Linked DNA regions of Mus musculus: all the other regions are linked to region 3. A link is a loop called in an ENCODE intact Hi-C map of the cell type or tissue named here. Cell type or tissue: left cerebral cortex. All regions are shown on one strand.

Region 1 (8,000 bases), 110 kb before region 3:
CCCACCTGGGGCACAAAGTAACACAGAGGCTCAGAGGTCGCCAAGTTTGTTTCAGTGGGAAGAGGCAGATGAAGCAAATGGCAGAGTCACAGCCCAGAAGGCCTGGGGTCCCCCAGACTTGGAGCTAAGCTAGCATTTTGGGATCTTGGCCTTGGGTCCCATCCACATAGGCTACTCTGCTATCTGTGTGATCTTCCTTCTCATCCAAGCCTTTACGAGGTCCAGATTAGGCCCTCTAGGGAGGCGTGGGATAAGATGGTATGCAGGCAAGGGGCTGTGTGGGGTGGGTGATGGAACCCCACTTTGTATCCTGCCCCCACTGTCAGGAGATGTAGCTACTTGTGTGTGATGCTTATTTCAAAAGCAGAGCTGGGGTCACCGGGATCCACCTCACTGAGATACGACTTTGAGGAGAAGTTGGGGTGTCTTTGTAGATCTGGGACTCCTGATCACCTCGACCACCTTAGTGGGGCCTGCAGGGACAGTGTAGTTTAGACTCAAGTGACCAGTAGGTCTCAGGGCTGGAGCCTGGGACATAGCACTTCGTGCCCCTTCAGTGCCTGGCCCTGCCGGTGGTCAGCTCAGGGGGTGAGATGACATCTAGCTGTCTTGAGAGTCGGGGAGGTAATGCCACACAGCCTTTAAAATTAGAAGGAAGATGTTTGTTGCGGAGCAGAACCTGCGTCAGCCCGAGTCCTGTGGGAAGGGCCGCTAGCAGCCTTTCGCGTTTATTTTTGCACATTCTTTGCATGTGCCGAGGCTGCTGGCGGCCCTCGCTCAGCTCACTCTCGCAGGGGCTCGCGCTGCCCACCCCTGCTGTCACTGGACATAGCTGCACTGTCTGCCCTGGAGAAGACAGAGCTGCCCAGGGTAAGTGCAGGAAGATGTGGGGTGGACAGGATTCCAGACAGCGTTCTGGAGTCTGCCTGTGTCCTGCCGACCGTGTGGTCCGTGTGGGGGAATGTGTGGCTTTAAAGCTTTCTCCACTCTTGTCATGTCTTTAAGAACCGCCGGCATATGAGATCAGGTGTGAAAATCTCTCTCTCTCTCTCTCTCTCTCTCTCTCTCTCTCTCTCTCTCTCTCTCTCTCTCTCTCTCTCTGTGTGTGTGTGTGTGTGTGTGTGGTGTGTGTGTGTTTTCTGGGGTTGTGGCTTCCTGGGTCTCTTATCTATCTTCAGGAGATGGCCATGGGTGTGGCTGATTGCGGGTCTGCGCTCTGCACCCCGTATGATCTTGGGGAGACAGGAGTCCATGGTTGTGGATCCCTGTGGTTGCGGGTATGTGTGGCAGACAGTGGACATGTGTGAGCCTACACCGCTCTACATGTACAGGGGTGCGTATAAGTGCATTTGAACATGGGTGCACGCACAGGGTATGTGGACAGTGTGCCGTGTGGGTGCGCGGTGTGTGAGCGTTCTGCATGAGTGATGGTACGGGCACACGTGAGCGTATGTGACACATGCAAGCTGCATGTGTGTGTACATAGGGCACTCCTTTGGCTCCTGCCAGAGCGGGGCTGCCACAGACCTGCCTGGCCCTGGAAGGCTGGGGCAGGCTGAGGGAACAGGCAGGCTGCACCCCAGCTGGCCCCAGATCCCGTTCCAAGGCTGTGGCTGGGTCTACTCTACCCGGCCCTGCTGCCAGGGGTTAGATATGCTTGCTGTCTGTAGTACTGTAGGCTTTGTGGCCCCATGGATGACAAATACTGCCCTTTCCCCCCTGGCTCCCCTAGCTCCTTCAAGGAAGGTGTCTCCACCATCAGGATGGCTCTGTGTTCTTTGGGATACAGCCTGCCCCCTTTACTCTTCAGGGAGCCTAGTGGCTAGCCAGTTGCTCCTAGCCAGGGAAACCTGTCCCCTGCCTGGGTCCACCTACCGTAGGACGTGTCACAAACCGGAAGTCAGGCACCTCATGATACACAGTGGACCTAGCTTATGTCCAGAGTAGTGTGTCAGATGCTGTTCATCCTTGAGCACGTTGCTTGGCTTCTCTGAATCTCCTAGCAGCAGCTGAAAATGGATTTGGGAGAGCTTCAGGGGTGGTGGCTGTTCCTTGTTTGTTACTGAGAAAAGTCTTTCTTGATCAGTACAGGTCTGCATGCCAGGTGGCATGGGTTGTGTAATCCTAGCCATGTGTGACCCTAGCCAGGTCATCCTATCCGTGCCTCAGTCTCCCTACCCGTCGGGTGACGTGATTAACCGTGCCTGCCTCTCGCTGATGCTGTGAGGGTGTCTTCTCGTTTTTACATAAAAGGTTACAGAGCATGCACTATTGTTGTTATTTCTGGAACAGCGGAACGCAGATTAAAACAGCCCCCAGCCTGCAAGCTTGCACGCTTCCATTGTTAAAGCCCGTGTGGGGGCTGCTTCTCTGAAGCTCTGCCCGTGTTGGGTAACATGGCTTGGGGTTGCAGGGTGGTGCCCCGTGGGTGGGCCGCTCTGCCCTCGTCTCTTCAGTAAATTGGCACAGTAGGTCCCAACTTGGCTGAAGCCACCCTGGGCAGAAGCATCTGGCAGGGTGCTGGCAGCACTCACTCAGCGCTGGTCCGCCCGGCCAGCATCGGGCTTGTGGCGGCTGTGGCAGCTCAAACTGGCACATGCTCTCGCTAGAGCCGACTGACATGTGAATGTTGGTGGCAGGCCTCGGAAGCAAGGGTGTGTGGTGGTGCCCCAGAGCCTGGCACCGTACTGTGCCCAGAGTCAACATGCCCTTCAGCCGCTGTGAAGAGCTCAGGGCTGCAGCACCGTGCATGGCCTGGGTGGGTAGAAGGTATTCAGGGATACTCCCCAAAGCACTTAACCAAACCCCGTTTTCCAGGTTCCTGTAGAAGTCTGGTTTCTCTAGTAGCCAGCTGCCTAATCTCTCTGGCCCCCTCTAGCTACTTATATTTTTTTCCTGTTTAAAAATTGGGTGTATAATCTGTGTGGGGTTGCCTACACATTTAATCTCAGCACTTGGGAGGCAGAGGCCAGCGGATCTCTGAGTTCGAGGCCAGCCTGGTCTACAAAAACCAAAATAATAATAATAATAATAATAATAATAATAATAATAATAATAAATGTGTGTATGTACAGGCATGTGCACATCACAGCATGTGTGTGGAAGTCAGAAGACAGCTTGAGGGAGTCGGTTCTCCCCTTTTATCATGTGGGTCCCAGGGATCAAACTCAGGTTACCAGCCTCAGTGGTAGGCACCTTAGCCCGCTGAGCCGTCTTACTGGCTCCACCTTACCCATTTAAACTGGTGGCTGGCATAGGAAGTGAATTCTAAAATCACTTCCTGTATCGTTTCCTCTTTCTTGAGGAAGTTGTCCTTGCTGGTTTAATGAAGATATTGAGACAATATGAAGACTGAGGCAGAGGGTTAGAGTTTTACTCAGTGGCTACCGGTACCTACCTGAGTCCTGCAGAGTCCTGCCTCCAGGGGGCGCTCTCTCATCTAAGAGGTTTGTGGGCAGAGCCTCTTCCCTTCACCCTATAACAGACCCATGCATTTCCCTAACAGAAGGCCAGGTTAGGTAGCTGGCCCTACCATGCTAGGGACATTATGAAACTCCAGGCCCTTCCAGGGGGATCCCACGGACACAGATAAAGGTTGTCACTGGCTGAGGTGGCCTGAAAGTTCCAGGCTTGGCTTCAGACATGGCTGACTGTACTTAGCTTCTGGGAAGCGGTTGTCTCGGCAGGCAACTCCCACCCCCGCTTTCAGCAGCCCCTCACTGGCAGCTGCAGTAAATGAACAACGTGGGTGTCACACTGGAGGGTCCCTCTGCCCAGGTGGTAAGTGGCTCTCACCACCTTTGCTCACCACCCTGTCCCCGTCAAGCCCCGCCCTGGCTCTGTGGCTGCTGGTGCCGTGCTTGTGGCTGTATCTTTAGCCTTTTGGGGGCACATGAGGTCCTGTTCCATACCTGACCTGGTTGGTACCCTGGCATCTTGTGACCTTTCTCCCCAGCCAGCATCTGTCCTTGGCTGATCTGCCCAGTGGCTCTGTGCTGTCCCTAAATAGCCTCAGGGCCACACTGAGGGTTCAGGTGCCAAGATTCATGGCCCAACTTTGCCCCCTGCTCCCCCCTTCTTTCTGTGCAGCATGTCTGGAATATTAGGGGCAATTTAGAGGGAATGTTGTCTTAACTACACTAAGGTGGGAGTCTGGGGCCACTGAAGGAAGGCCATGGCCTTGGGGGCCCCTCGCCAGATCATTTGAATTGATAGGTGACGGGTATTGATTTCTCTCTCCCCTGCAAGGGCTGAGGGGTAGTGACTCAGCAAAGGAAGATGGTTTGAAATTCAGGACTGGCCTGGGAGGAGGACCAGGGAGCTCCCCCTGCCCCTGCTGGCCAGAGCTGTGCGGGAGGGCAGTGACTTTCTCAATGCCTCCCCTCACAGGGAGGGAGGGCTCTGGAACCAACAGAAGCCTGCCCTTGTCTCCTCCTCCCCACCCCCACCCCCGGTTCCAACACCCCCCCCCCCCCAATGTGACTGTGTGCCAATGGCTTTCTCTCCCTGTGACTCAGTTTCCTAGTAGATGTGGCTGGAGAGTGAGTACTCTCGCCTCGCCGGGGGACTGTGCTGTGGACAGAGAGTCCCATCTCCTGGTAGATGACAGGCATTCTGACTGAAGCTGTGACTCATCCCAAGAGCTTTGACTGTGGCGCTGGGATGGGGTGGAGGCCTCTCGCAGGTTGGGCAAAAGGTCTGCCACCAAGCTGTACCCCACAACCCCAGGGAGGAGGTTTAGTTGCTAGCAGATAGGCAATACAGTTTATGAGACACCAAAAGAGAGGCCGTGAGCCCTGGGGAATCCTAGAGGGCTTCCTGGAGGAGATCTTTGAATGACATCACCTCTGACAACGCGTGACCGAAAGGGGTGGTACGGAAGACACAGAATTGTGTTAGGACTTTATGGACAGATAGGAATGTATACAAGTCTCAGGAGATACAGGAGGACAATGGCTGTCCACTGGGGACAGGAGAGAGGACAGGGATGGGGAGAGGTAAGGACATTATGCAGCTATGTTGGGTCAGCCACCCATGTGAGATGGTCAGTGAGTGGACAAGCTGTGGTGACATCGGGCAGTAGCCACATGCTCCACACAGTGCTGAGTGACAGCCTACCATGCCGTGGAAACCACAACCCTGTCCCTGTTTCTCGAACCCTCTGAATCTGCCCAGACCCCAGCTATCCCACTGCTCTATCCTGGCTTGCAGACCCCTCCTCGGGCCCAGGCTACAGCTTTCCAGTCTCTTCTGTGACACTGGGGCACACCGATGCTCACCAGGGTTCCCAGCTAATCCATAGGGCACGGTTGTCATTCTGAAGTTACATTTTGTTGTCCCCTGAGCTGGGCCTCAACCTGGGCAAAACCAGAAGTCTCCAGGGCCGCCACAGCTACCCATTTGTGTGTGGGCCCATGTACGCGAAGGTCGGGGCCCCAAAACTGGGCATTGCTGACAAGTCCCTAGTCCAGAGCCTGTTTCTGCTCCATTTAGTCACCATCATGATTTTTTTTTTAAAGATAGGTTCTGATGTAGCCCAGGCTAGTGCTGAGCTTGCTAGGATGGCCTTGGGCTTGTGCTCTTCCTGCATTCCCCCACTCCCCGCAGTGCATCACCATCGCACCTGACTTACATGGTGCTAGGTGGGTACCTCCTCAACAGGGCCACCTCCAGCAGAGCCACCTCCCAGCCTCAGTCCCCTTTAAAGCAGCACAAGTTCTTCAGTCTTGGTCCTTCCAAACCCGGCACTTCGGATGTGGTCTGACCTTTCTGCTCTGCAGGCCGCCTGTCCTCTTAACGCCTGCCTGCAGGTTGTGTGGCTTGAGCAGCCGTGTCGGAAGAGGGAGAGCGTGTCCTCGTCCTCAGGGCACCCCGTCAGGAGGTGCCACAGTGGTCCCTGCCGTGGCTGCTACTGACCTGATGTCAACTGGCTTCTCCCCGAAAGGGTTACTCCTCCCCTGTGAGGGATCAATAAGTTTCCAGTGGGGGAAACGTTTGGCCAGTTGCCCTGCTGCTCGTTCTTTTGGCCCCACTAATTTTAGCATCCAGGATGCCCCTTCCCTTGAATGCTGACTGCCGTGGGGTGCAACCCCGGGTCATTTTCTGACTCCAACATCCTTTTTACATTGATGAGTCAATGTGCGTTCTCTCCCCCTCTGGTGGTTTATCTTCACAGTTATTTATTCATGTTTCACAAACTTGAGGCTTCTGATGTCATTCTATTTCCCCTCCTCCCTGCCCCCAAACTTCCCCTTTCTGTCCCCGTCCCCTCCCCACCATGTATGTATGTGTCTTTAAGTCCCACATACTTGGGAAGGCCAGGAATGTCATTCCTCAAGTGGTGTCCGCCTTGGTTTTTAGAGACAGGGTCTCTTATCAGCTTGGAGTTTGCCAGGTAGCCAAGGCTGGCCCATAAGACTCAGCGATCTGCCCACCTCTGCTTCACCAGTACTGGAGCTACAAGTGTGGCTTTTGATCATGGATGCTGGAGACTAGAACCAGGGTCCCCATGCTTGTATGGCTAAGCCATCGCCCCCTTTTCTGCCCTCCACTCTCTTTGTCTCCTACCTTCTCCTTTAAACCTTGAGACCAGGATCTCATGTAGCCCTGGCTAGATTCAGACTCTCTGCATCCTAGGTGACTGAGTCCAGACCCTGAGATGACACGTATGAGATTCTATACCCAGCTTTCTGTCCCCTTTTTTTTCCCTTGGGATCTCCTGTAAGCCCTTGTCCAGAGGCCTGGCCAGGTGCCTGTTTGACTTGATGCTTCTGGCAAGAACCCTGGATGTAGCTGTATGGTGTGGCACCAATAGGTGCACCAGATCTGGGTGTCCCCCTCCTGGCGCTGAGAGTGCGATCAGTGGCTTTAGCTGTCACCTTGAGCTTCTCGTTGTTGAGGTCCCTACAATGGCTTTTGTTCCTGGATCTTGTTCCTGCGTGGGACATTTCTCTACGGAGAAAGCCGTCCTCCTTGCCCATCAGTGCCCTCAGAAACAAGATGGAAGGGACAGGTGCGTCTCTCTTCCCCTTCACCTGCCAGTCTTCCGCAGAGTGACATCCTCCAAAGACTTCCAAAGAAATGTTTGAAAATTACCATAAACTCTCACATCAGCGTGTGTGGGAGGGGGAGTTGGGAGGGAGGGGCGGGGGGGGGCAACTACTTCCGCTGTTACTGTCTGCACCCATATTCTGGTTGTCCTGTCTCTGGTATCTTGGCTTGGGATCTTTGTTTCTTGGCTCCTGGAGCCTCTGGGCTCGCAGGTAGCTGTGGGACCTTCCTCACTTTCTGGAAGGTCACACTGCCCCAGGCTCCGTGGGTTCAAATCTTCATCAGGTCTACAATCAGAGTGGACCTTGGGACAGGGCTGGGGTGGGGCAGACGGAGGGAGCTCAGCCCTTGGGTCTTGTCTTTCTTCCCCCTGGTCCAGGTTGGTGTTCCAGCAGGTCCAGCTGTGCCCCCTCCTCCCCTCCTCTGTCACCTCCCCTCAGGACATGCTGGGACATCTCCCCACCTCCTGCTTCTGACCTGGGTCTGGTCTTTTCCCCAAGGGAAGATGGGAACTCCAGGTGCCCTGAGAGCCAGGCCCTTACCTGTGGTCCCTTAGTCATGTGGGACTCTGACTACGGATCCCTTTCTGATACAATTCAGCCCAAGGGGCTGCTCACCATTTCTGCCTTTCCACATCCAAGGGGCCTCTTCTCCCCTGGCCAAACCCAGACCAGAAAAAAATGACATGTAATATCCCTTCACCGGAGTGACTTAAAAATTAATACGGGCCTCCCCGTGCTACCCCACCTCCACGCGAGCCGCCTGTGCTCCCTGTGTGAGATTAAAACTCACATTTCATTTTTATATGCTGTGCTTAATCCAATAATGATTTTGCGTTGCAAACGGCAATAATATCTCTCAGCATAGTTAATCAGACTAGACTTAATGCTGTCACTATTTATTAACCTTTGTTGAAAAGCAAGAAGTTTCTCTCTAATCTGCGATTGTTG
Region 2 (8,000 bases), 160 kb before region 3:
GTTCTTCCTTCCCATTCATCTCAGATTACTGTGGACCAGCATGGAATTTCTCCTCACCCTGCCTTCATCACCTTATGTGCCCTGAGACCTTCTCAGGACCTTAAGAGTCCCCCCTGCGGTGGGACCCTGCACCCATCCCCGCCTGTGCCCTGGGATACCACAAGCCGGGTGGCCTCTGAGCATTCTCAGTGTTTCACACACGTCCTTGTCACAACACGGGAGCTTCATTGCACTGGCACCCACGAGGAAAAGAAGCCACAAAGGTAAACTGGGTGGCCCAGGTCTCTAAGCTTCAAGCAGGCGGACCGGACTCAACACCCAGTCTATCCACACTCAGGGGAAGCGACTGACATTTATCTGCGGTTGATTTGCGAAACGCTGGCAACCACTAGGCGATTTATAAGGTGGTGGCTGCCAGCGTGGGGCAGAAGGAATTGCTGGCTTGGTCCTTGCAGCCAGTCTAGGCAGAGGCTCGGAGGTGGACTTGACGGTGCCCCAGCCTCCCTGAACCTCTCTCTTCCAGGCAGGCGGCTGCCAGGCTGTGATCCTCTCACCCTGGCTCTCCCAGGGTGTTCACACTTCCAGATTAATTCCAAGGCTTGCTCCACTCCTTGCCTGGCAGCTGCGGTGGGCGACGCCGGCCTCTCAAAGGGCATTTTCCTTTTGTTTCAGCTTTGATGTCGAGATGTCTCGAATATCATTATGCGTGGGGCTGAGGACCTGCCGGGCGGGCTTCCCGGGGATTCTCGAACAGTTTATGAATTTCTCCAAGGATCCTGGCTGCTTCTGCTTTCAGGATGGGCTGCCCCAGAAGGGCGTCTGTGTTCTGGTCGTAATTTTCTAACATTGATCCCAGGGAATGGGTGGGGCTGGGAGTCCAGAATCAACCAGGGACCTGCTTAAGTTTCTCTTCATTAATAAAGAAGTGAAAAGCAATTATTTTTTTCACAACAGAATTTAAAATTGTATTGCCTTAGTTCCAAGGACACTTGGTTGCTGTGAAAGTCTGAATTTCCTGGCTTTCGTTGACCACCCATCATAATATCACTTCCTCAAGCTAACTCCATTCAGGGGTAAACACTTAACCGCTTAATTCATTATTGCTGAGTCTGAGCTGGCTGCCGATGTGGCTGGAACGGGAGCCCCCCCCCCCCCCATATCTAATAAGGCTCAGGCTGGCGATGTGCTCGGAACGTGGCTGCAAGAGAGACGGCTGAAATTTATTTTGTGAATAAAGCAATAAGCCGCTAAACAAAGCTAATATGTTTCAGCCGAGACAGAAAGACACGATCATTCAGTATTTATGTAGCAGCCCTGTTCCTCAGTGGGACTGCAAGTTGCCGCCATTAAAATGGTCGGAATTCTTCAGAGACTCAGCTGTATTAAGTCATTTAAAAATATCACAGACTTAAAACAATCTGAATTATTGGATTTTCTCGCTGCTCCTGGGTAAGCATGTTTGCTGTGGCAATTTCCTGCTTGGTCAAAGGTACAGCCTGACTCCTGGAGGACAGAAGAAAAGTTGTGGGTAGGCTCTTTATGTGGTTCCAAACGGCTGAAATGAAACCTGATCTCGATTGTGGGTCTATAGTTCTGACTTTTAAAAAATTTTGACGTAATTTCAGATTCCCTGAAATGTCTGGAAGAAATGTAAACTACGTGCTTTGAGAGACAGGATCTTTAAATGTTAGCAGTGCGAATGGTTCAGGTCTCAGGTTCTGGATAGAGAGGAATAGGTAGGTCTTGTCTTCATTTGCGCTGTATTTGAGATAGCCGCAGACATGGCTTCTCCCCCCTTTTCCCCTCTTAGCCACGTCTGTGTGTGTGTGTGTGTGTGTGTGTTTTAAACAAAAAAACAAAGCTATTTTGCTACACAGGACCCAAGGCAAGGATTCAAATCAGAGAGCTACTGTTAACCTGTTATCTGTTGACTTTGGTCCAAATTTGCTATTGCGTCTAGTTGATGGCCTTTGGAGACAAAGAAAACCCTTGGTTGTCCCTTCTTGTTGCTTTGTCAAATTGCATTGGCTTCCTACAGCTTGGAATATGTGCTTGATCCTCCTGTTTTGAGTAACACTGATATATATATGCACACATACACACACACACATACATACATACACACACATATCAACTCGTTAACTTTGGAGATCCGCCCCCCCCCCCGCCTCGCCGCCCCCCCCCCCCCGCCACTGCCTCTCCATTTGGGACCCTATGATATTTCTTCACAATTAAATTTAGACTCTGCACTTTGGGCAGGAATACCACACAGGCACAAAGTCCTTCTCAATACAGCATCCCCAAAAGTCACACCCCAGCAGTGTGTCCCACAGAGGCAGAGTCAGACATATGTTAAAATATATTGAAGCTCTGTTTGTTAAACGGGTTTGGAAAAGGTCTCACAATCGCTAGGTTCTTCTCTCTCTCTCTCTCTCTCTCTCTCTCTCTCTCAAATTCTTTATTACAGGTTTTTAAAAGAGCAGACTCAAAGACACGGGGGCTGCAAGCCGTACAGAGATTCAAGAAGAAAATGTAGTCATTTAAAAAAAAATCACAACGCATTAGTTATGAAATTTGCCTAAATTCATTTTGCGGAATGAGAGCCGTAATTTGAAGGCAGAGTTATGGAGAGAGGAAATAAAACCACATGTCACGTGCAATTTAATCTGGCAGGGAAATGGGCCACTCGGAATTGCTAACTCGGCCTGATTCGTTTCCTCTCTGGAAAAAGCTCTACTTTTGGTCTGAGGAGTCTTTTCAGCTCCTGCGTTAATGTATTTGCACAGACGTCACACGGAAAAAAAAAATGTATGAGGACAGCAAGAGAAATACTGTATCCTACTTTAAATCACACTGCGGGTTTTAAATGGCTCGACGGATGGCTCGGAGCGCTCACACCTTCCCCTGAAGCATTTAAGAAACAGTTATTTACATTACATTAAAAACTTTAATTGCCTTGAAGCACGTGCTGGGAGACGCAAATATTGGAAAATCATCAAAAATATCCATCATGATTCTCCCTCCTTTACAACTCTTCTAAACTTCATCTTTTTTATAACCCACGGTATTGATCTATTGTCCCAGACCGAGAGTGATGTCAGAAGTCCAAGCTCAGCCATAAAAAGGGAATATAATTTCGGTTGGCCGTCCATAAAAGCTAGTCTTTTGACAGAGATGAGGGGGGGACTAGGCCTCTTCTTTTGGAAGGGAAGTAAGTGGGGGGGGTGATGTGCAATAGGGTGTGGTGTGGGGAGGTGGGCAGGCAAGGAGGGTGACTTCAGGGTCTGGAGGTTTTTTTAGGGTTTTTTTTAGGGGGTACCGAGGCATGATGGGTTTCTGAGTCCCTTCTTTAGGATAACAAGTTGGGAGGGCTCATAGAAAAGAAGAGGGATATGTGAAATACGCCCCCTTTTGGTCCAGGGTCTGAGGAACTGCAAAGGCCGGGACCTCCCCGCCCTGGGTTAAAGATCAAGGAGAAAGCAGAAACGCTATACTCAAAGGGCGTGTGTGTGTGTGTGTGTGTGTGTCCGTCCATGTGCGTTGGCCATGGTAATGATAACATGACACCCTGCCTAGCCCCCATAGTGATGTTAGAGGTCCGGAGCTGCTACAGCGGGCCTTGGAGAACCTCAACTGATCCAAGCAGCTGTTGGGGAAAGGCTGCTTCCGCAAAGGTTTCTCTAAGGACATCCTGCAGCAACATTCACTTCACGCCAGGGACTTGCTTTGGAAAGTTGTGGGGTGCGTTACGCCCACTAAAGAATAACGATCAGAGCCCTACTGTAAAGACGCAAAGCATAGACACACAGGTTCCCCAATAGGACTTCCTTCGGTGCTGTACAGCACCATGCTGGGCGCCCGGAGACTTTCCCACGGCTCCGGGGCGCCCCCTCGCGGCGGTCACCCGCAGCGCAGCGAGCGCGTGGCGCGCGGGGTTGCGAGGGGGGGGGTGGACCTCGGCCGGAGGGTCGCGCGTGTGTGCTCCGTGCTCCCCTCGCGCGAGGCCACGCGAGGAGAGCGGCCGCACGCACTGCAGAGAGCTCACTTTGTTCTTTACGGTCCCCGTCGCCCGCGGCCCCTCCGCGCTCCCGCCGCCCCCCCTGCGCATTGATCCGCGCGCGCGGCGCTGTCGATAAGTTTGCAAGGAGCCAAAGTCAAGTGCGAGCGGCGTGCGCGCAGAGCCGGGCCGCGCTCCCGGGGTCCAGCCCGGGTGTTGGCGGCAGCCGCATCCCCGGCCGCGCGCCCGCCCCCAAGATGGCGGCCGAGGGGGGACCGCGGGGGGCCCGGGGGCCGAGGCCGGCCAGGGCTGTACGGGCGACCAGGGGGCCGCGCGCAAGACGGCGCCTGGACTGGCGGCGGCTGCAGGTGAGCAGACCAGCCCGCCTTTGTTCGCTGCCGCCACGAGCGGCCGCCGGGACGCGGGAGCCGCCGAGGCGGGAGGAGCGCGGGGAACGGGAGGAGCGCGGGGAGCACGGAGAGCGCGCGGGCAACGCGGGGGAGCGGGACGCGGCTGCGCAGCCATCCAGCCGCCGCCGCCGCCGCCGCCTCCTCCACCGGCTGCTGCAGCCAGGACGCTCGGTGCTCCTCCCGGGCCGATCCCTGAGGGTTAGTCTCTGCGTCTTGTTTCTCCCTCTCTCCTCGGTTTTTTATCACCCCCTCCGCCTGCTTTCTCTTCCTCCGCCTGCTTTCTGCCTCCGTCCTTCCCACCTCTGTCTTGACCCCCCCCTCCCGCCTCCCCTCTCCGGTCTTGCTTTTCTTCCCTCGCTTCCCCTCCTCCTGCTTTCTCTCCATCATCTTGATATTCCCCTTCTCTGTCTGCTCCTCCCTCCCCGCCCCTTCCCCTCCATCCCAGTCCCGCGGCCCCGGAGCCCCAGGCCCGAGCGCGCGCAACTTTGCGCACCTGCCGCGGGGCGGAGCAGGTGCGCGGGCTGCAGCCCCTGGGAACTTTTGCACCCGCGCCCCTGGGGCTACCGGTTCTACCTCGCTTGCTCTCGCACCCTGCTCTCTCTGCCTTGGCCCCCCTCGCTCCCCTCTCCTTCTCAGGGGCGACACTCTTGGCAGCCCCAGCACTTTTTCCATGTTCCTGGTGCGCGGGCTCCAGGTGCCTCCAGGTTGGGATGTTTGCTGACCGTCTTTCTGAGGCCCTGGGATGGGCGGGGGGTAGGGGGGGAGATGCGGTGTTACAGTACCCCATTTGGCGACACACTTGGGTGCTCATTACGCCCGCAGAGGCTCCCTGCACCCTGCAGTCGAGCAGAGTCGCGGCAGGTGCTGCGATGGCCTGGGCGGGGAAGCCTTGTGGATAACCACGCTCTGAGAGCATTTTGCTTGGCCAGTGACATTCTCAGAATTCGTGACAACACGTCTGGAGATAAAAAAATAAATAAATAAAACATAAAGGGACCCACTTTCCCTTTTTAATCTGTCCGCAGATCTCGTTAAGTTGCTTCTGATAAGTGGCTCGCTCCAGCCCCCCTCTTCTCTGTCCCCACTCCTCGCTCCCCTCCTCCCTCAAAGCCACCGAGCCGGAGAGAAAATCGGGGCACTCAGGCATGCAGTTAATAACTGCAGGAGCTATGCAATTCCTAGTCCGCGCCCGAGTTGAGGTTACAGTTTGGTGGCCGGCTAAGATGGGCAAGGCTGTGTCCTATGCTAGACGGTTTAAAGGATGCTAAAGTGGCTTTGGAGGTGGGGAGCAGGGGCCGGGAGGGGGCAGAGAGAGAGAGAGTTGGGTAGCCACATTGGGCCTGGCACGAAGGCCAATGGTAATCGTATTCCCTGCTAATGTTTGTAAATGAGACCCGGGCAGGCTGGGGGACAGCGTCTTTATTTATGATTGATGTTCTGTAACATAAGGGATGACAAGAACGCGGCAGACTAGAGGGGAGCAAGCGGCTGGGCTGACGGAAGCTCTTACCCGGGTGCTATTGTTATTCTCCTGGAGAGAATTGCTACGGTGAGCTTTACAGCGGCCCCGTATTTGCCCATAGTCGCCGGAATGCCAGTTAACACGATTCTCATTAGATAACTCGCTTTCCATCCAAGCGCCTGGGCTGCAGGCTTGGTGGGAGAGAGAAAGGGAGAGAGAGGCTGCCCTGGGGCTGAGGCCTGGGTGCGGCTCCCCGCGTTGGTTTCAGAGCTGATTGGGGTGGTTCTGGACGCTCCCTGTCCCCAGTCTTGGTGGGGAGGCTTTTGTGGAGCTGTGGAAGGTCACCCCAGTCTTGGTTCCAGCTGACTCCTGGTGGTCTGCACGCCTTTTGTTAGGGTCTCAGGACACACTGAGATGGAAAAGGAGATTTGAGCTGCAAGGGTGGTGAGTGAGGGTGGTGGACACAGGCCTGTCCAGGTGACAGGGACCAGGAACACCAAGACCGCTCCCCCAACGGGGAACATACAAGGGTGTGTGTGTGTGTGTGTGAACTCATTAAGACAATGGCTGTGTGTCTGGCACAAACAGGCTCCCAGGGAGGGGGGCTCATCTGAATCGATATAAAGAGGAGGGGATGCTCCTCCAGGGAGTTTGAAAAGGCTGCATAGTTCCAGAGCTCAGAGGATTGACTGTGGAAGCTGCGGCATGCATCTTGCCAGGCCCAGGCTGGTGCAGCTGCCCACTCTCCAACCCCGCCTCAGCCTCTCCTGTGATCCCTGGCACAGCGTGCAAAGTCCAGGGTCTTCCGGACATCCATCTCTTAGCCCTTTGCCAGGGACCCTTTCTGGTCCATCCTCTTAGTGACTCCTCCTTCACACTCACTGGTATCTCTTCCTTTCTCCTACTCCATAGAGGAAACTTCCACCTATTGTGAAACACAGGTAGGAACTGTGGGTCTGGGCAGGGCCAGAGCTGGGGGCTCCCTCACCAGAGCCTGGGAGGAACGTGTGACTTGTATCCTGGGTTGTTCAGGTTGGATGGTTTCTTGCAGCTTGATTTCTGAGTCTTAAGATGACCCAGCCAGGAAAAGTGGCCCCGTGGCCCCAGGCTGGACCATACTGCTGACGCTTCCCCGTTTGGGACAAGGAAGGTGACCTTGTGCCAGCTGGGCTCTTGGTTCTCTGGAAGTATATATATTTTAAACTTGGAAGCTGTCCAGTTAGTATTTTTTCCCCCCAGCACATTCTTTGAGTACTGGAAGTAGGTTCTTTGACTAGATGGAAATCAGTCGACAACCCTGGGATTGGGGGCTCAAGGAATGACTCTAAGGGACCTGGGTACCCCTCCCCCCACCATGGCATTCCTCAATCGTCTCCACTTCCCCCCCCCCCCTTCCTGCTGTAGCAGCTCAGGAACGAGAAGAAATAAAATCCCGTCCTGAGTTAATGCTGGTATATTTCATTTGGTTATAGGATGGTTTTACAGTGAACATCACTAATGCGGGCGTAGTTTATGGCTTTTCTCTGTGTTATCGTAGTAACTGGATTCATGGGTTCATGGTTTTTCTTTTCTACTTTCGTTTACCCCCTACTCCATACCCTTTATAAGAGATGTTCTGAGTCCTGGCCCCCACACCATCTTTCCTTTCCCCTCTAAAGAAGAGGAGGCTAAGCTTTTTGGGCATCCGGGTTGAATGAGGGGATTAGGGGTGCTCCTGCCCAGCTGTGTTTTTGGGGGGAGGGACGAGGTGGGGCTGGTGGCCCCTCACAGAAGACTCGGGTAGAAAACCCGGCCATTCCTCAAGGAGGAATTGGCACCACCCTCAGGATGAGCCGGTGTGGGTGGGCTTGCTAAAGGGGTCTTACGGAAACTTCTGGAATGGCTGGAAGCCAGGTGGTGCTTTGATGAAGACTGTTCCGTGCTCAAAGTTCAGGAAAGAGTGTGAATATAATTAAAACATTGTAACCTTGTGATGTTCTGAAGCAGGTAAATTTTACATATCAGCTGCGGTGTGCTTAGGTATCCATTAGAGCCCTTGACAGCTTGACTCACCTAAATGTGCTATCATTTAACAATGTGTCAAAATCCCCCTTTCTACCTGTGACAGCCGTAAATAAGCTATCAGCCTTGT
Region 3 (8,000 bases):
CTATTGTGAAGTTACCTGTCAGCTCTGTTATCCAGCTTTCTGCCTGATGGGTGGGAGGGCAACTCTGATATCTTGCCCTCCGGGGGAACCCCTTTCAGGGCCATAGCTTGCAGCAGGGGGCAATAGAAGGATAATGTCATTTTTTCTACAGCCAAACTTGGAATCTTAGTATTGAGGGAAGCCTGGCCCAAAAGAACAAATACCGGGTAGTTCCCCTCAGTGTGAACACAGCAGGCAGGAGTCAGCCCCTTAGCCTGCTTACCATGGTTAGAGCCGAACACCACACATGCATGCACACACATACATACACACACATACACACACACACACTTGCATCCATACACAGACACACAGACACACATGCATGCACACACAGACATACATGCACACATGCATGCACAGAGACACAGACACACATGCACACACATACGTGCATACAAAGACACAAATGCACACATACATACGCACGCCATGCATGCACACATGCATGTACACAGACACATGCACAAACATGCATGCATACACAAACACATGCACACATGCATACACCGACTCACATGCACATACAGACAAACACACACACACACATGCAAGTGCATACATGCGCACACATCTGTTGTCAGATAAACAGATGTCCGAAGCATGTTCCATCCACACTGGACTATGAGTCAGCCGTGAGAAGGAACGCAGAGCCCATGTCACCATGGCAGCACGTGACTATGTTTGAAGGAAGCATCTAGAACAGGCATCTGGATCGACTGTGAGAGACTGCAGGGGCCAGAGTCGGAGTACAGGGTTTCCTGTGGAGAGAGAAGATTCTAGAACTCCAGGGAGGCAGGGCAGCCGTGCTCTGTAGGTGAGCTAAGTGCCACCAGGTGGTTTCCTTTCAGCAAGAGGCCTCCAGTGAGGTGAACATCACCTCAGGTGAACACAGCAGCCTCCCACTGTTGCGAGTCAGCCATCTCTGAGGTCAGGGCTCTGGGTGTGAGTCACACAACAATGTTTGCCTGAAAATATCTGGCCCCTGCCACTCTCCCATTCGTTGGCCCGTGCCCACCACTCACACTGCAGGTGTCCAGGCCACAAGGCCAACACTCAGATGACCTGCCATGCTTAGCCCCAGGCAGCCGTTCCAGCGCTTGGGGTATCCAGACTCAGGTCACACATGAGGCTTCAAGTTGGTGTGGTAGCTCACACCTGTGATCCCAGCACTCAGAAGGCTTAGGCTAACCTGGGCTACACAGCGAGACTCTGTCTCAGCTGGGAAGGTGGCTCTGTGGGTAAAATGCTTGCCTGGGTTCCGTCCCAAGCACCCTGTAAAGTGCTGGGTGTGGCAGGGAATACTTGTGATCCCGGGGGAGGCAGAGCCAGGCTGATTGCCAGAGGAGAGGAGCTCCCAGACAGGAGACCTGTCTCAAAAGACAAAAGCAGTAGGCGCCTCATGAGGACTAACGACCTCAACAGAGCACACACATGCATGTACACCCAGGCATGCACACATGCATGTACACACACACTTGCACACATGCACAGAAGAAACAATACTTCATTTCTTGAAGCTGCCATGGGACTCTCATCTTTCTGGACCCCAGGCTGGTTTTTTTTTTTTTTTTTTTTTTTTGAGGGGGGAGAGGGGCGGTGTTCGAAACTGGGTTTCTCTGTGTATCCCTGGCTATCCTGGAACTCTGTAGACCAGGCTGGCCTCGATCTCAGAAATCCACCTGCCTCTGCCTCCCAAGTGCTGGGGTTAAAGGCGTGAGCCACCACTGCCCAGCTCAAGGCTATTTGAACTCTGTTGTAAGCCTGGCAGAGAGCCACGTGAACTCCAGAGACAGGCATGGAAGCTTCCAGAAACCCCTCATTGCTTCACACACTGTCTCTCCCCAAAGCCTGGGTACTCAGAGGTCACAAGAAGCCTGGAGAGCCCAACGCTGACTTCCACGTCTGTGACTTCCCAGGTCTCCTCCTGTGAAGGAGGGAGAGGGGGAGGGAGGGAAGAGACACAGGGATGCCACATCCCAGCTGTCATGGAGCTAGAAAACAAGGAGTCTTAACGGATGGAGGCCAGCCACACAAACGGCCCCTTTAGGGGCTCTAATTCATTTTCAAGACATTTAAGAATAACACAGTGCTTTAATGATTTCTTCGGGGAATCAGGAAGACGTATTTTTGTGCTCATTAAATGTTATCCGCAGACATGAGAAGCAAATGTCAGATGGGGAGGTTTTGGGGGGCTTGGAGTGCAAGTGTGCGCGTATATGTGTGTGTGTACATATATGTGTGTGTGTACACACACATACACGCACACACATACACACACACACACACACTTCTATGCAGCCGGGATGCACCGACTCTCCTTTGGTCTATGTCTTGACAGGCAAATTATTTGTCGCAGCCCTCCCACCCCCCAAGTCCTGATTCAACATTTCCGTCTGAATGAGTGGCTCCTGCCAGCACGAGTCCTTGGCAGGCAGCGAGACACAGCCTGATTGCTCAGCAACTATTTTGATAAGTGCGCAGTCCGTGTATCTGTAATTACGGAAGAAAACCGTAAATCTTTTGGATATTGTTCGCACAGATGTGGCACGAAGTGAGAAGAAGAAAAAAAAAAACCAGTAAAATGTGTTAAAAGCGTAATTAATGTCATTGTTGTGAGAGAAGACTTGATTTAAACCCCTTGGCTTCGGCGTGCCGTGTTGACAGCCGATGTCTTCACTGCACACGAGCCAAGTCGTGGGGGGGACCCGGCCCGGCCTCAGCAGGAGAACTTGGGGACCTGGTGACTAGAACACAGGAAAAAGAAAAGGGGTACAAAAGGAGAGAGAGAGAGTCAGGGAGGCTGAGGGGGATATGAGGACATGAGGACACTCGGCTGAGCCCGCTACAAGGCAGGTGAGTGGCCCAGATGGCTTCTTGGATTTTGTTGGGGTTTCTAAAACTCCCTGCAGGTGCCTCTTGCTCCGTAGTATCTTCCGGGGTGAAACTGCAGGCAGAGGGGAGAAGTTTCCTTTGTCCTCAGTGACCTGAGCCCAGAACCTCGCCCTCTCTGCTCTCTGGGTCTTTAGGAAAAGAGAGGGTCGTACACCCTTCTGGTGGACTGGCGTGAGGGTTTGATGCTCTGTGCGTGAGCGTGTTTAGGGAAACATCCCATAGCCTGTGGGCGTCGGAGTCCAAGGGATGCAAGCGTCTATTGTGGATCTCACAGGGTGGTTACCTGTCTAGCACTCAGGGAGCCGGGTGGGTGTTGCTGAGTCTGTGCTGTAAGGAGCTGCCTGGCCAGGTTTCGGGTTTTTTAATGCATCTTCCCAGCCTAAAAGAACAAAAGAAGAAAGATACAAAAGAAGAAAGAAAGTAGCTTTGCTTTACACACCCTCTGCTCAGAGGACAGGAAAGCAGAAAGACAGAGAGCTGCTGTCGGCTGCCTTCTCTTGTCCTGCATTGACTTCTGTGGAGTGGTGTCTGAACACCCACACCCCCACACCCCACTCCCCCCCCCCCCCCCCCCCCCCCCCCCCCGTGTAGCCACACCTTCCCCTTCCCCGGCATGCCTGTGGGTCCTCCCTGTGAGACTCCAGACCCCGCAGCCTCAGTGTGGTTCTTTCTCTTCTGTGGGTGTTCCTGGTGTCCTGAGCTCCTCCCCACACTGCCCATGTGCTGAGGGCTAGTGCTGTGACACAGGGTTCCTTGGATGAGAGAGAAAAATGTGGGAAAGTACATAGAAACCTTGTCTTGATCCCAGACCCTGTGGTCAGAACAAATGAGGTTGTTTCCCCTGGTTGGGCTGCCCAGCTTTTTTTACTCTTTACCCAGTGTGCTGTTTGACCAACTCTTTGCGCAGTTCCTCCATTTATAGCAGGACTTAATTATTATTGATTTGTCCATGCTCTTTGTATATTAGGGACAGGGGCATTGGTACCGGTAGACATGTTTGGCATCTTCTCTGTTAAACGGACTTTTGCTTTTTAACTTTGTTCATAGCCTCTCGTATACATCGTACCTAGTAGACATTCAAGCAATGATTTCTAGAAAGTAGAGAATCTTACCAAATCTTTCTTTCTGTGTCCTATTTTTAAACACATTCTCACCTGAAGTTTAGAATTGGGTTTTTTGTTTTTTTGTTTTTTGTTTTTGTTTTTTTAGTATTCCTGCGATCTTCTTTTAAATTTTTAAATCTAAGCCATGTGAAATGTATTTTTGATGAAAGCAGGAGGTAAAATCACTAGTTTAGAGTTTTGTCCCAAATGACTAATTTTAGCGCCATCTAGTGATCAAGCCACCTTCACCTCCATGGAAAAGACATTTTAGTGTAACTGGGAACAGTGATGGCCCCTACTGCCCCTACTTACATCCCCTCCTCTTCCTCTTCCTCCTCCTCCTTCTCCTCTTCCCCTTCTTCGTCTTCTTCTGCATCTTCCTCTCCTTTTCTCCTTCCTCTTCCTCCCCTCCTCTTTCTCCTCCTTTCCTTCCTTCTTTTCTTCTTCCTCTTCCTCCTCCTCCTCCCTCCTCTCTCCTTCTCTCCTTCCTTCCCTCCCTCGTGTTCCTTAGGTGTCATAAGAACACAGAGAACAACTTCACATGAGCTCAGACGGAAGGCCCAGGTACCATGTTGCCTGGACATTTCTAGGTGTTGTCTGTGTGACAGGCATCATGCTAGCTCCTCACAGGCACAAGCTCACTGACAAAGGCCCCCAACACAAACACACTCACACACACACTCATACATCCGCACCTGTGGTTCTCAGTGTCCAACCTTGCTGTAGAATTCATTTGAAAATACAGGACTTTGGGAAAATGTCCATCAGAGATTTGTGCTGTGGAAAGAGGGGGCACCCAGTAAGCGGAGTGTCACAACCAGCCCTTTAGGAGCGCTGGCCTGGGAGATGGGGAGTGCCAACATATCTCTCCAGGTGTGAACCCCCAGAGCTGAGGGAAGCAAAGAGCTGCAAATGTGTGTGTGTGGGGGGGGGGCAGAGGAAGAAGGGCTCTGGGCACCAGGGATGGGCCAGGCCCCTCTCTGCTGTCTTGTCTTACCGCTTCCTCCATGCCTGCCCTTCCCCAGGCCCGTGGGACACACAGCAGAGAACACCCAGCCTGCCGTCTGGTACACACCTCTCCCCCTGCGCCTCTCATTCGACAAATATTCAGTGCTTGCTGCTGTTTGTTGGCCTCTCTCCTACCACAGGGGCATGGTGCTGAGCAAGACAGACCTTTTCCTTCCACCCCAGGAGGTTCCACGTGCTTCACACACATACACACCACACACACACACAGAGCCGTGTTTGCATTATGACACACATGTTGTGCCCTGGAAACTGACTCTCCCTCTCTGGGCTGCTGTCTCTTCTCCACAGATGAGCTCCTCCCCCTCCCACCTTGAATGAGACAGAGCCTCAAGCGCCTAGTAGCTGCTCAGCTAACAGCGGCTGCCGCTGACCCCATCAGTGCCAGGGAGGGAGACCCTCATGCTAGGCACCTCTGCGGCCTCAGAGCCAGCCAGCACAAGCCGTTGTGGGGAGAAAGGAGCCAGCAGGCTCCTAGCTGTCCTGAAGGAAGGGACGTGTGCCCATCTGCTAAGGAAAAGTTAGGACTCTGGATTGAAATCAGTGTCTGTGCCGCCCACACGGCCACCGCCCAAGCCCAGATGGGAACAGGCTGCTGCCTGGGCTCAAGCTTTGGGGAGCGTGCGCATACTTCTGCATATTTGTTCCTAAGGAGCCTCGTGGCCAGCCTTCTGGCTACGGCGTCCCAAAAAAATCCTCAGTGTGCCACTTCGGGCGGACACAGAGGGAGGGGAGGTCCACCCTTCTCTCCCTGTCTCTCCAGCCCCTGTCTCCCACCCTGAGCATCAGCAGGTGACCAGGTGACCAGGCTTTCCCTGTTATTTACAAGGATGCCCCAACCCCATTATTAGCCACCCATCAATCAAGAGCAGGCCATAGCCCTGAGCCACCCTGTCACCTTCCTCACCTGTGGTCACCTCGGCCTGTGGTCCCCCTCTTTAGAGGTCCAATCAGTTTAATTTGTCCACAAACTCCTTCGCTCCTACACTTTGGGTTTGGGGGCTCCCAAACCCAAGATTTGCTTTTGAGAAATCTCAGACCAAAAAGCTGCTGTGTCCCCAGGGCCGCTGTTTCACTCCCTCCAAATGGGCCCTAGCTGTAGGAGCCACTGGAGAAGCAAGCAGTCTTGTCTGTCACTTACTATATCCCTGGCCAGGCTGAAAGGAGTGGAGGGGCCTCGCCTGGGTGCCAGTGGCCTCTCTGAGACCCGTACCCTCACCGGTAACTGGGCCCTGTGGTCATGAGGACCCAGTGAGGCCTTGTTCCTGGGACAGCAGTTCTAGTGGGTAGTGGGTGGGTAGTGCAGGGAGAGGGGAGTTGGGCGGGAATGGGGAGATGAGTGGCCTCCGTTCCTCACCCTGCCCTGGGCTGTTTCTCCAGACGCATCCTGTAGACTAGAACATTCTCCTTTATCACCATGCTGGCTCTGCCTACTGTCACTCCCAGACAGGTCCTGCCTGCCCAGCCTAAACAGGAGCCCATTCTCTCTGACATGGCCTCATCTGTCCCTTGCCCCCTCTGTCCATTCTGAGTGGCAGCTGCAGGGTTCTCCTCTCTGCCACCGCTCCCACAGCCCAAACCGTCCTCAGTACAGAGCAGCCCCTGGCAGTGCCTGGCTGGAGGAGGAGCCATGCCTGACACTTAGTTCAGGAGCAACAACGGTGAACTCGAACTCGTGGCTGCTGCTGTAACAAGCTTGCACCCCACAGTCCTGGAAGTCAGGCGCCACTGAAGCCCAAGGCTCCCTAAACTACCTTCCCAGCCAATGTCAAAGTCAGGATTGGACCTTGAGCCTCCTATCCTGGTTCCTCTGCGTTTCCTCTAGGGTAGCCTTGAACTCTGTGGAATGAAGGCGTGAAGAATTTAATGACCCCAACCCCACACACAGAGAGCCAGTTGTGACAGCGCCACACCTTTAGTTCCAGTACTTGGAGACAGAGTCAGGAAGATCTCTGAGTTCAAGGTCAGCCTGGTCTACAGAGTGAGTTCCAGGACAGGCCAAGTGATGCAGAGAGAGATCCTGCCTCAATCAATCAATCAATCAATCAGCCTTTCTCAGAGTGTCTGGTTCTGCCCTGGAAATCTAGCTTGGGCTGGGGTAGGTCCCTGCCCCATTCTTCACCCTGGGGAAGTCCCATCACTGTGCAACGGTTAGTCCATCTGTGGGACAGAGATGCATCATTACTCACCTCCCGCCACGGCAGTGAGAGTCACAGGCCATTTCTCCCAGGAAGTGATGGCAGCATGTGTGTGTGTGTGTGTGTGTGGGGTCACTCTCTGTCCCCAGACTTCACAGAACATTGCTCTAGGCTGACTGGCCCCAGCGCTCCTGAGCTCCAGTGAACACTGGGCTCTTAGGGTGGCCACAACGGCCAGCACCTGGCCTTGCTCACCTCTTTAACTCCTGCCCTCCATACTCTGAGGAGTAACTGTGCAGACCACACGGGAAGGGGTGGGGGTGGAGGGCTGTTCCCACCCTGAGTCACGCACCTCTCTCCCTGTCTCTTATTTATTCATTTATGTAGGTTGTGCTGAGAATCAAACCCAGAGCCTCATGCCTGCTAGGCAAGCACTCTGCCACAGAGCCACATCCCCAGCCTTTTTTTTTTTTTTCCTTCCTTAGCCCAGGTCTTATATATCCCAGGCTGGCCTTGAACATGCGTCTTGTCGGCACTCCCGGTTTATGGGGAGCACGGGTTGAAGCCCTGGGCTCCGTGCACACGAGGCAGCAAGTGCTAGACCAACTGAGCCGTAACCCCTGCCTTTCCTTTACTAAGTGGCCCAGGCGGCCTTGAATTTATAATCCTCATGCCCCACCCAGCCTCTCCAACCAAGCCCAGCTCAGTGTCTTGTTTTTAAATCTCCCCATTCATGTCTCCTGAGAAGCAAGACCTGCCCACATTTCTTCTGGACACACAGCCAGCAGGAAGCCCCTCA

What was found. A loop is a pair of places that touch in the nucleus more often than their neighbours do. Peaks named below come from ENCODE experiments on the same cell type or tissue, not always from the same donor. Only the 100,000 strongest peaks of a DNase experiment are listed, where the experiment ranks them.
Region 1: it touches region 3 in a loop (3-fold over the local background); 2 of 42 quality-filtered maps call a loop at or near these places.
Region 2: it touches region 3 in a loop (2.4-fold over the local background); 11 of 42 quality-filtered maps call a loop at or near these places.

The regions. Positions count from the first base shown.
Region 1 is chr5:121,995,101-122,003,100 of GRCm38, reverse strand. The region is part of intron 2 of Cux2 (cut-like homeobox 2); the gene reads left to right. Among named protein-coding and RNA genes, the nearest start is that of Cux2, 51 kb to the left of the region's middle. In left cerebral cortex, a CTCF peak has its summit at 3,413 (motif pointing right); DNase peaks (open chromatin) are centred at 1,519, 1,810, 2,433, 3,435 and 1 more place; H3K4me3 peaks cover 2,759 bases; H3K27ac peaks cover 2,596 bases.
Region 2 is chr5:122,046,381-122,054,380 of GRCm38, reverse strand. Cux2 (cut-like homeobox 2) reads left to right here and starts at 4,530. Exons shown (of 23, transcript NM_001312908.1): 1 at 4,530-4,605. It overlaps Gm52786 (a long non-coding RNA gene), which reads left to right. Exons shown (of 3, transcript XR_003955780.1): 2 at 25-263; 3 at 673-1,004. In left cerebral cortex, a CTCF peak has its summit at 3,907 (motif pointing left); DNase peaks (open chromatin) are centred at 4,439, 5,517, 5,966, 6,547 and 3 more places; H3K4me3 peaks cover 4,147 bases; H3K27ac peaks cover 3,717 bases.
Region 3 is chr5:121,890,047-121,898,046 of GRCm38, reverse strand. The region is part of intron 5 of Cux2 (cut-like homeobox 2); the gene reads left to right. It overlaps Gm52785 (a long non-coding RNA gene), which reads right to left. Exons shown (of 3, transcript XR_003955779.1): 2 at 4,733-4,814; 3 at 3,564-3,686. Among named protein-coding and RNA genes, the nearest start is that of Gm52785, 27 kb to the right of the region's middle. In left cerebral cortex, a CTCF peak has its summit at 4,262 (motif pointing left); DNase peaks (open chromatin) are centred at 3,233, 3,604, 4,275, 5,630 and 3 more places; H3K27ac peaks cover 3,984 bases.